2 separate regions of the Homo sapiens genome follow, and region 2 is linked to region 1. Evidence: read pairs that join two places in POLR2A ChIA-PET (ENCODE). Cell type or tissue: OCI-LY7. All regions are shown on one strand.

Evidence for each region. ChIA-PET counts read pairs that join two places held together with the same protein. Peaks named below come from ENCODE experiments on the same cell type or tissue, not always from the same donor. Only the 100,000 strongest peaks of a DNase experiment are listed, where the experiment ranks them.
Region 2: POLR2A ChIA-PET joins it to region 1 with 5 read pairs; 3 of 35 experiments call an interaction of 5 or more read pairs at or near these places.

The regions. Positions count from the first base shown.
Region 1 is chr10:103,690,570-103,695,569 of GRCh38, forward strand. It overlaps SH3PXD2A (SH3 and PX domains 2A), which reads right to left. Exons shown (of 15, transcript NM_001394015.1): 6 at 2,459-2,487. Among named protein-coding and RNA genes, the nearest start is that of SH3PXD2A-AS1, 54 kb to the right of the region's middle. RefSeq lists enhancers at 1,325-1,384, 1,625-2,591 and silencers at 1,745-1,904, 2,475-2,724. In OCI-LY7, a CTCF peak has its summit at 3,039; DNase peaks (open chromatin) are centred at 1,552, 1,992, 2,582 and 3,092; H3K4me3 peaks cover 2,176 bases; H3K27ac peaks cover 453 bases.
Region 2 is chr10:104,188,762-104,193,761 of GRCh38, forward strand. It overlaps CFAP43 (cilia and flagella associated protein 43), which reads right to left. Exons shown (of 38, transcript NM_025145.7): 12 at 3,438-3,541. Among named protein-coding and RNA genes, the nearest start is that of MIR609, 28 kb to the right of the region's middle. In OCI-LY7, no CTCF peak of the experiment used is centred here; no DNase peak of the experiment used is centred here.

The sequences.
Region 1 (5,000 bases):
CTTCAACCAATTGGATGAGGCTAGCCTGCATTATGGAGAGTAATCTGCTTTACTCAAAATCCACTGATTTATTTAAATATGAATCTCACCTAGAAAACACCTTTGCAGAAACATCTAGAATAATGCTTGACCAAATATCTGGGCACTGTGGCCCAGCCAAGTTGACACATAATAAACCATCACAAAATGGGTATGAATATTATCCCAAATGTACAGAAGAAGTAATGGGCACAGAGAGGCTAAGAAATCTACCCAAGGTCACAGAGGAGAGAAGCCAGACTCTCAACTCCAGCTGTCTGGCTTCAGAGCTGGCATTTTCAACCATGACACTAAGTGGCCATTATCATAAGCACACCAATATAAATTAAATTTCTCCATCCATCCTTTTCCTGGCGTGAGAGTGGAAGACAGAGAAACTGGGGGTTGGCTTTCCCTGGGGGAGGCAGCCTGGGTGTGGCCCTGCATTGCTTAGGAAGCAGCACAGAAGCTGAGCCCCAGAGATTGTGGCGGGGGACCTGAGAGGTTATTTGTTCCAGCTCTTGCCTTTATGGGGGTAACTGAGGCCCAGCATAGAGAAGGAATTTGCCCAAGGTCACATAGGGAGAAAAGTGGCAATGGAGGCAGGACTAGGTCCCAGGCCTTCAGAAAGTGCTACTGCTGCTGCTGCTGAGAACTGATACTTGTACAGTAGTTATTCGGTGCCAGGACTATTCCACATTAACATACTTAATCCTCTATGTGTGAGGCAGATAACATTAGCATTTTTGTTTTAAAGAAAATGAGGAAACTGAGGCACAGAGAAGTTATGAAACTTGCCTAAGGTCACACAGAGCCAGAATTTGAGCCCAGGTTCAACCAGGACACTATACGTCTGAGGCCCAGGGCAAGCTTCCTGTGTGGGCGGTGACAGAACACAACCCCCATTTTGCTGCGCCTTCCATTCTCCCACTTGAGACCTGCCTGGAGTGACAGTGGAGGAATGCTCTTCCCCAGGCTCACCCCACGGTTCACAGGAGGAAATGGCCTTCTGCACCAGTGGGTGTGCCTGCCTGAGACACCCCAGACCCAGGTGATAGGCAAGTGCACACACACCTCATCCCACAGCTAGACATGTCCCAAACTGGTACACAAATACACACAAACACAGACTCCAACCCATAACCAGATATATCTCAACCACACACACACCCCCAGCCTATGCACCCAAACAAGTAAACATACCCTCACAGCACACAGCTATCATGACTCACACATGTGCACAGAACCCCACAGCCACACACGCCCCCAACACATAAACCAGGACACAACTTTCCCTGTCCCAATAGGCACGTGAGCAAGCACTTGTACACACAGAAACATACATATCATACAATTACATCTACCCCACTCTACATCCATCCACCACACAGGGGCACTCCCCTCAACCTATCCACAGGCCAAGGCACTTGGGCACAGGAGCCATTCACAGGAGCCACGTGTTACCTCCTACATCCCCAAGGGCCAGATGTACCCCAAGGTACAGCCACCCTGTCAATATGGCCAATCCACGTGTCAGCACGGATCGCTGCAGCAGTCTGTCCCCGCCCCCACTTCAGCACACACACAGCCCTAACTCCTAGGGACCACTCTCCCCCAGTTAACTACAGCCCGCCCACATCCAGGCGTTTGCCATTTGGGGAGCCCAGCCTCCCACTTCCAGAGACAATCCTGCTCTACCCTCAGCCCACAGCTCCGAGGGCTGGCCCGCCTCTCTCCCTGCCTCCACCCCCTTCCAAACTCTGGGCGGGCCCTGGCACCTGTCAGGCCAATGCGGGGGGCGGGGAGGGGGTTGGGGGGGTCGGGTCGGCCCCCTCCCAAGTGCGTCTCAGCTGCCAAAACGCGGAGCCCCCACCTCCGCAGCAAGGACACGCTCAGAGTTGGGGCAGGGAAGAAGGTCTGTGGTGCAGGCGCTAAAAACTCAAGTCACTCAAGGATGACCCCTTTTCAGTCCCGGTTCTCAATTTCACCTTCTCGCAGGAAAGCCCCGCGTCTCTATTAACCCTTCCATCACCGCTGCACCGCGAGAGGGACCGGAGAAGTCTTAGCACTGCGCAGCAGCGGCCGCCGCAGCCCGGGGGTGAAGGACCCGGCTGCTCACCGTGCGGGGGCCTAGCCCCTTCACGAGCCACCCACGCACTCCCCATGCACCCACCCCCACACCCACTAGGGACAGCGAGGTAGCGGGAGCCCGAGCGAGTCGGTGGAAGGCGAACGAGGGTTCTAGGACCAAGGGTCTCAGGGGCCATGGACTGAGGAGGGGCAAGTGAAGCGAGTACCCCTGGCCCGGCAGGACCCGTAGGCTGGCGTGCAAGGACAACCCCCCCCTCCCCGCCCCCAAGAAGTCCTCTGCAGGATCGGAGGGGCGCGTGCACGAAGCGGGAAGGAAGGCTGAAGGGAAAACGCCCGGAGGCTCCCTTACCTGATTTCCTCTTGGAACTGCCATAGTCCCTGAAAAAGAAGCAACAACAGATAGACATGGTTAGGGCCGGGCGCGAGCGCGGGGCTGCAGCTGCAGGGGCGCCCTCGGGCTGGCTGCGGTCGGTCCCCGGTGCCGCTGCTCATGTGATGCCCACGGCCGGCTAGCCGCGCGCTCCGCAGCCGCACGCACTGCGCGCCGCGCCCGCCCGCCCGCCCGCCCGCGGGCCCCCTGCCAGCCCGGCCCCCAGGCGCGATTCGCCCGCCCCGCCCCGCCCCGCCCCAGCCCGCCCCGCTAACTGGGGCTCACCTTCCCTAAGCCTTGGCGGGGAAGGGCGAGGCAGGTTCTCCTCACTTCCCAAACTGGGAAACTGACGCTCCGGGATGGCGCTCGCCGGAACCCGGCCCCTACCCAGCGCTGGGAGCCCGCTCTCCCCGCCACCGGAGCGGTTCACCTCCCAATTCTTTGCATGGCTTGCCCTAGCGATGCAAAGAATTGGGAGGTGAACCCAGCCTACTCAGCCCGTAAGTCACTACTGAAATGTCACCTCCTCAACGTGTCTTCCTCAAAACCACCCGCCAGGTAATCACAGATTTGTGTGATCCTTTGATTAAAGTCTGCCCCTGTCCTAGACCCGAGACTCGCTGGGGGCCACTGTGGCTGCTTCCTCTCACTGCACGCCCCGAGAATGGCAGAGGCCATGGATAAGGTCCTTCTCAAAGGCTACAGCTGGGGAGTCGGGGTGAGGAGCGGGTAGTGGGGGGGACAGAGGATACTGCAAGGTTAACTGGGAGGCCAGGAACGGTAGGAACGGAAGTGGAGCTTCTGAGGAAGTGGGTTCAAATGCTGTCAGAGAAAGTAACTGCTGTGACCTTAGGCACTGCACCCTCCCAGCCTCCGTTTACCTGCCCTGCCCTCCAGCAAAGAGTCCAGACTCAAAGATGGGCAGATTTCCCAAATCCTGCCCTTGCTCCTGCCTTCCTTATCTCCCCACTCCTCCCACCCCCCTCCATTCACCAATCCTCAGGGGACTGGGAAAGGTGAGCTGGCTCCCTTAACCTGAGCCTCACATGCCCCTAAAGGCTGAAAGTTCTGTTCAGTGCTCAGGGAACAGTGGAGGGGCTGGCTGGGGCTCTCTCCGGAGTCCGAAGGAAATGCCTTCCATTTTCCCCAGGGGCCAAAGAAAATGCCAGTTGCTGCCCATCTTTGGTCGAAGCAAACTAGCCCGCTAGTCTGCCACTGGAAAGGCGGGGTTGGGGGTTTGGGGGGATGCGGTGGAAGGGGGTTCTCTTGGAGGAAGAGGCAGCAGGCTCCCAGGGAAAGGAGCAGAGTCATCCTCATGGAGGCTCCCCAAGATTCCAATCCAGGAGGTCTAGGGGTGCCCTCCAACATTGGAGTGTTTATTAATCTCCAAGGTGATTTGCCTGCACAGCCAGGAGTGGGGAGCTCCCCCTCTCCTAGGCATCGACCTTTCCCAAAACTTAGAACCCACTTAATCAGAATGCTGGGGGCAAGGTCCAGGAAATCTGCATTTCTGACTCTCTCCCCTTCCTTCCCCATCTTGTTTGAGAACCCCCTTGGTATTCCATGTCTCCTTCAATCCTCTCACCCACACTAAGAGGAAGGTCCTATCATCCTAATCCATTTTATAGATTAGGAAACAGAGGTTCAGCCATTGCCGAAGGTTGCCCAATCTGGGGAAGGGCTGTGGTTTATAAGCCCACTGGAAGGAATAAAAACTGCAGCGTGGATGGTGTGGAGGAGAATCTGGGAAACCGTTGCCTTGGAAAGGGACTACAGAAAGGTGGGAGAGCTTCCATTTGCCCCCTCCCCTGGCTCCCACCAGTCAGTCCAGGGAAGGCCTTAACAAAGGCATGCTTGCCCCCCTTGCAGAAGGAAGACTGGGCAGAGACTGAGTCCTAGCTGTGCCCCCCAAAAGCTCAACTGTGCAGGGAATTCCTGAGAGGAGGAGGAGAGTATTAGATCGTAGCTGTGTCCTGCCCAGAAGACTTTCCACTCCCAAGGAGGAAATTAGCTTTTCAGGCCTTTTCACTGAGGGCTACTGGGGAAGGGCAGGGAGTGAGGGCACTGAGGAGCTACCCTCTGCTGTCCCACAATTTTCCTGCTGGTCCTGGCAGGAGAAGCCCAGGACTGATGGCCCACTGACCATCCCCCTGGCTGCCAGTAGCCCAGGCAGGGGTGGCTGCCTCACAGGAATGGCTGCCTTCTCCAGCTCTGAGCAGGTTGAGGCTACCCAGGCTGTTCCTATGAGACAGGGAGTTTGAGACCAGCCTAGGCAACATAGTGAGACCCCCTATCTCTACCAAAAATAAATTAGCTAGGCATGGTAGCAAGCACTTGTACTCCCAGCCACAAGGGAGGCTGAGGTGGGAGGATTGCTTGAAGCCCAGGAGGTCAAGACTGCAGTGGGCTGTGGTGGTGCCACTGCACTCCAGCCTGAGTGACAAGTGAGACTCTGTCTCAAAAAGAAAAAAAAAAAAAAAAGAGTGGGGAAGACACAAAACTCACATGCTTGGAGGGCCTC
Region 2 (5,000 bases), 500 kb after region 1:
CTAATCCTAAGATTGGGTAAACTTAGGCATCGGCCTTCTTTGCATCTGTGGTCAAGGACTGTGGGTGTGGTGGAAACGTGACTTTATGAGCTTGCTCCACTAGAAAGCCAGCTGATCTAACCTCTACAAGGTGTGCCAGGCCTGGAGCCCACCTTGGATTTGTTCCAGATTCACTCTCCCATTCTTCATGGGACTGTGCTGCAGGTGCCCACTTTCTCAGGCCCTTCCCCAGGCGGTCAGCAGATGACCTTCCCTCTTCCTTAACAAGGAAGACCAAGGACATCTACATAAACTCAATCTCAACTTTCTTATCCTGAGACTCACACTTTCCCCTTGTCTGTTTCCATTTTCTCCATTCATTTCCTGACATTGATGTAGGAACAAAATGTAACCCCTCCCTGTCTGTGATTTTTGAGCCCATTCCTCCAATCTCCTATTAGACCATACATTATCAATCACCTCTTTTTAGCTTCTTGTGTCCCTTATGGTTCCTTTTATTCAGCCCTCATGACTCCCCTGTCTTCAAATAAGAACCTTCCTCCAACTCTGCTGTCCCACAACAGTTAACATCTGACTCTCTTTTCTCCACTGCAAACTTCCTAAAATAGTTTTGGCACTTTCTGACTTAATTTTCTTACCTCTATTCCCTCCCTAACCTTCTTCATTCCAAAGAAGTAGCTCTCTCAGGGATCACCTGCTGACTGGCAAATATATGAGAGCCTATCTCAGCCCTCTCCCTACCCACACTTCTGTGTCAGCCTGTACTTTCATCTGCCTTCCTTCTTTAGGCTGTTTCTGGAGAGAATGACTCCCAGTTCTCTTATTACTCTGGCCCAGCCTCAGTTTTCTTCACTGCCTCATCTTCCTCTGTCCACAGCTTCAATATAAAATGTGGACCAGGGTTCTATTCCCAGCTTCTTCCATCCCACCCTCTGGCCAAACAGATACATTAAAAATGGGGCAGGGAACAGTGGCTCATGTCTGTAATCCCAATACTTTGGGAGGCTGAGGTGGGAGGATTGCTTGACTCCAGGAGATCAAGACCAGCCTGAGCAACATAGAGAGACATTTTCTCTACTAAAAAACAAAACAAAACAAAACAAACAAACAAACAAACAAAAAAAGGCCAGGCGTGGTGGCTCACGCCTGTAATCCCAGCACTTTGGGAGGCCAAGGCGGGCGGATCATGAGGTCAGGAGATCGAGACCATCCTGGCTAACATGGTGAAACCCCGTTTCTACTAACAAATACAAAAAATTAGCCTGGCGCGGTGGCGGGCGCCTGTAGGCCCAGCTACTCAGGAGGCAGAGCTTGCAGTGAGCCAAGATCACGCCACTGCACTCCAGCCTGGGCGACAGAGCGAGACTCCATCTCAAAAAAAAAAAAAAAAAAAAAAAAGGAAACAAAAACAAAACAGAGAACAAGCCAGGCTTTGGGGCATAAACCTGTAGTCCCAGCTACTCAGGAGGCTGAAGCAGCAGTATTGCCTGAGCCTAGGAATTCAAGGCTATAGTGAGCTATGATTGCACCACTGCACTCCAGCCTGGGTGACAGAGCAAGACTCTGGAAAATAAAATAAAATAAATGAAATGGAATATTTAGGCAGGATATACATCCACTCTGAGGTCAGCCACAGGCTGTACCACACTCAGTGCCATCTAATTTGCATATTTAGTTACCTCTTTTGCCTTATTAAGCATCCAGGTTTACTTCCACTCTGTTGAGCCATCTCATCAGCTACCATGATTTCAAGATCAGAATTCTATCATTAAGCCTTGAACTACATATCCCGATTTCCAAACTTAAGCTAAATATGCCCAAATGAAGAGTTTATTGGCTTTAAACCTATGGAACTCATCAGCTCAACCTATTCCTCAACCTCTAGAACTTTCAACTAATGGCATTGCAAACTTCCACCATTCAGGCTAGAAATTTTGGAGTCATCACTTATCCCTTCCTTTCGCATCAAATACCAAGTCCTACCAATTCCATCACTCGTGGTTGTGCCCTCTTTTCTCTTTCTGTAACTGCAGCATGAGTTTGTGCATTGTGGATAAGAGCACACGCCCTGAAACTGGACTTCCTTAACTGGGCTCTGCCACTAACTAGATGCATGGCCTTGAACAAGTACTTAGCCTCGCTTCGCCTCAATTGCCTCATGTGGAGAGATAATAGTAGTATCAATTTCATGAAAGTTGTCTAAGAATTCAATGGGTGGAGACATGCTGAGGGCTTAGAATACTGGCTACCACATAGTCAGGCATTCCTCAATAAGTGTTGGCTGTTGCTATGATTATGACTATGATCATCTCTTGCCTTGGCTAGTATTATAGCTTCCAATCTCATCTTTTTAATTTCATTCTTTTGCCTTTCTACTCCATCCTTCACACTGGTATCAGAGTCAGTCTCTAAAAACGAAGTCAAATCATGCCAGCTCCATCTTGAAACCACTGATGATGGCTCATTAACCACAGAACAATTCCAGACTCTTTGGAATGATATTCAAGGTCCTTCCTCTTTCAGACTTCATTGCCATAGTCATCTTCTAGTAAACTCTTCCATTTACCTGTTATACCAGACTTTTTTACCATTCCAAGTACCTTTGTTTGGGTTATTATTTTGAGCAGGAATACTAATATGTCCTATCCCACACCTATGAAAATCCTTCAAACCCACTACTTTAAGCCCTTGGAAAACTCCTCCAATCCTCCGCACCCCCTGACCAGTGCCCACCTTCACCTCCACTCCTCTCCTCACACTTGGCAGAATGAATTGCTGCTGTATCTGAGCCTACACAGTATCTGAGCCTACACACCATTCTGCATTTTCCTCCTCTACTAAATTGTCTCCTTAATATTTTCATCCCCCTACAAGGCCTAGGTTTGGCATTTTGCACCTTGTAGGCACTCACTAATTTTTATAAGTCAATGATAAACAAATTTAAAAACTTAGGAGTGGGACTTGGCAAAGTGTGAGGAGCAAAAAAAAAATTTTTTTTAAGGAGAATTTTAAAAAAAATTGTGTGTGTGGGGGGGGGGAAACACATATACAGTTGGCATGTAAAGCCAGAGAGAAAATAAAGAGAAAATTCTTCATTAGAGATAAAATATTAAAAAATATTTTCAAGAGAAATCAACCCAACTTCTCTGTATGTTAATATTAGAAATGTTCAGCCATTTCATTAATGTATTTAATAATTGATTCAAGAAAATTTATTTAGCACCAACTATGTACCAAGCAGATAACTCTAATATTCCAAATACATCAAAATATAATGTGAGAATTCTCCTAAGTAACTTTAGTTATTTAAAGGTTTCTCTTTCAGAAAATATGCCACAAATAATTGTTTCAATATTCAATATGAAAAGTCCATTTTCATAACCTTAAATTCTTTGAAATAATCAATATTTTAAATTAATCAGCATTCTATGTTGTACCTGTGAATCCAATAATCTGAAATGAGCTTGAGGAGTTGGCATTGATAATAAAGACTTTTCCTTCTGCTGTTCCAACTAACAGAAATATTCCTTGCTGATCATAACTAGAAAAGAAGAAATCTGATGATCAAATCCCAATTGTTTCACCAGCTAGATGGTGAACAAGTTTATTGAATGGCCACAGAGATATGTTCAAAGCCAGTCATTTTTACGGTTTGCAATTTTTAATATTCTCTGACCTTATTAAAGTGGAGTGATTACATGTGGATATAATCATTGTACTTTAGGCCAATGATATTTCCAAATTGCAACTTTAATAAATACAGTCAAGAAGATTCAGTAAAGATGGGCAGTTGGTTCATCATAAGTGAATGAAACATGTCTGTCGGTAGAGCTTTCTTGATGTTTCAAGCGCAAATAAGCAATTCTCAAATTAGTGGTGGGTGTGACATTTCATTACCCTGTGTCTGGTACCTGGCAGTGGGAGGAAGAATGTAGTGAAACATGTCTACAACTTTATCAAATTAGAAAAAGTGGGAAGATGTAAATTAGAATAAGAGGATCTGAGAAAGGAAAGGCACAAAAAAATGACAGTGCAGAAAGGCAGGGGGTAAATGGAAGGAGGTTATCCATCCTTCCCCACTGAGCTAGGGTGGTGGAGCTGGGCAGTCCACAGTGGCAGGGCCAGCTCCTCAGTGTGCTAGCTGTGTAATGTGTAATCTTGGACAATGCTTTTCCTCACCTCTCTAACCCTGAATTCCCTAATTTGTCTAATAGGGATAAGAATAACACCTTTCTGACTGGTGTTTTGAGGATCACATGCCACAAGCTACAGTGATCTCAAGCTGTAAAGCAGAATACAAATGTCTGTTCTTATTAATACCTAATAATATAATAAATTAAAAAGAAACAGTAATAATGATAGCACCTACAAGTCCAAATCTAATGTCTCTATATTATCATCTTAAAAGTATTGCTTCAAAAGTTTTGAAATACTCTAAATGTTCATTAATATACCGTTTTTAAAAAATGATAGTATATTCATATAATGGAATACTATGTGGCTATACAAATAATCAGGCTGGTCTTTATGTGTGGATATAAAACATTCTCCAAGATATACGATTAAGTGAAAAAAGAAATGAGGCATTGTACATAGTTTTCTCCTTTTAAGAGCAAAGGCAGTGACTCTGCAGCCCAACTACCTGGGTTCAAATCCCAACATTTGCCATTCACTATCTGTGTACTATTGAGCAAGTTATTTAAAATCCTTGTGCCTTATCTTCCTCACCTGTCAAATAGAGACAACAAGAGTGTTTACCTCATGGAGTTAATACAGCAGAAGTGCCTGGCACACTATACACACATGATGGCCATTGATACAAGTAAAAAGAAGTGCTTATTATGTTTTGCTTGTTCATGGATAAAACATCTCAGGAGAGACATGAGAAATTGGTACCAGGCTGCCTGCAAGGACAGACCTGGGTATGGGGGGTACTTTACTACACAGCCCTCTGTACCTTTTGAGTGTTGAACTGTGTGAATATATTAACATTCAAAACA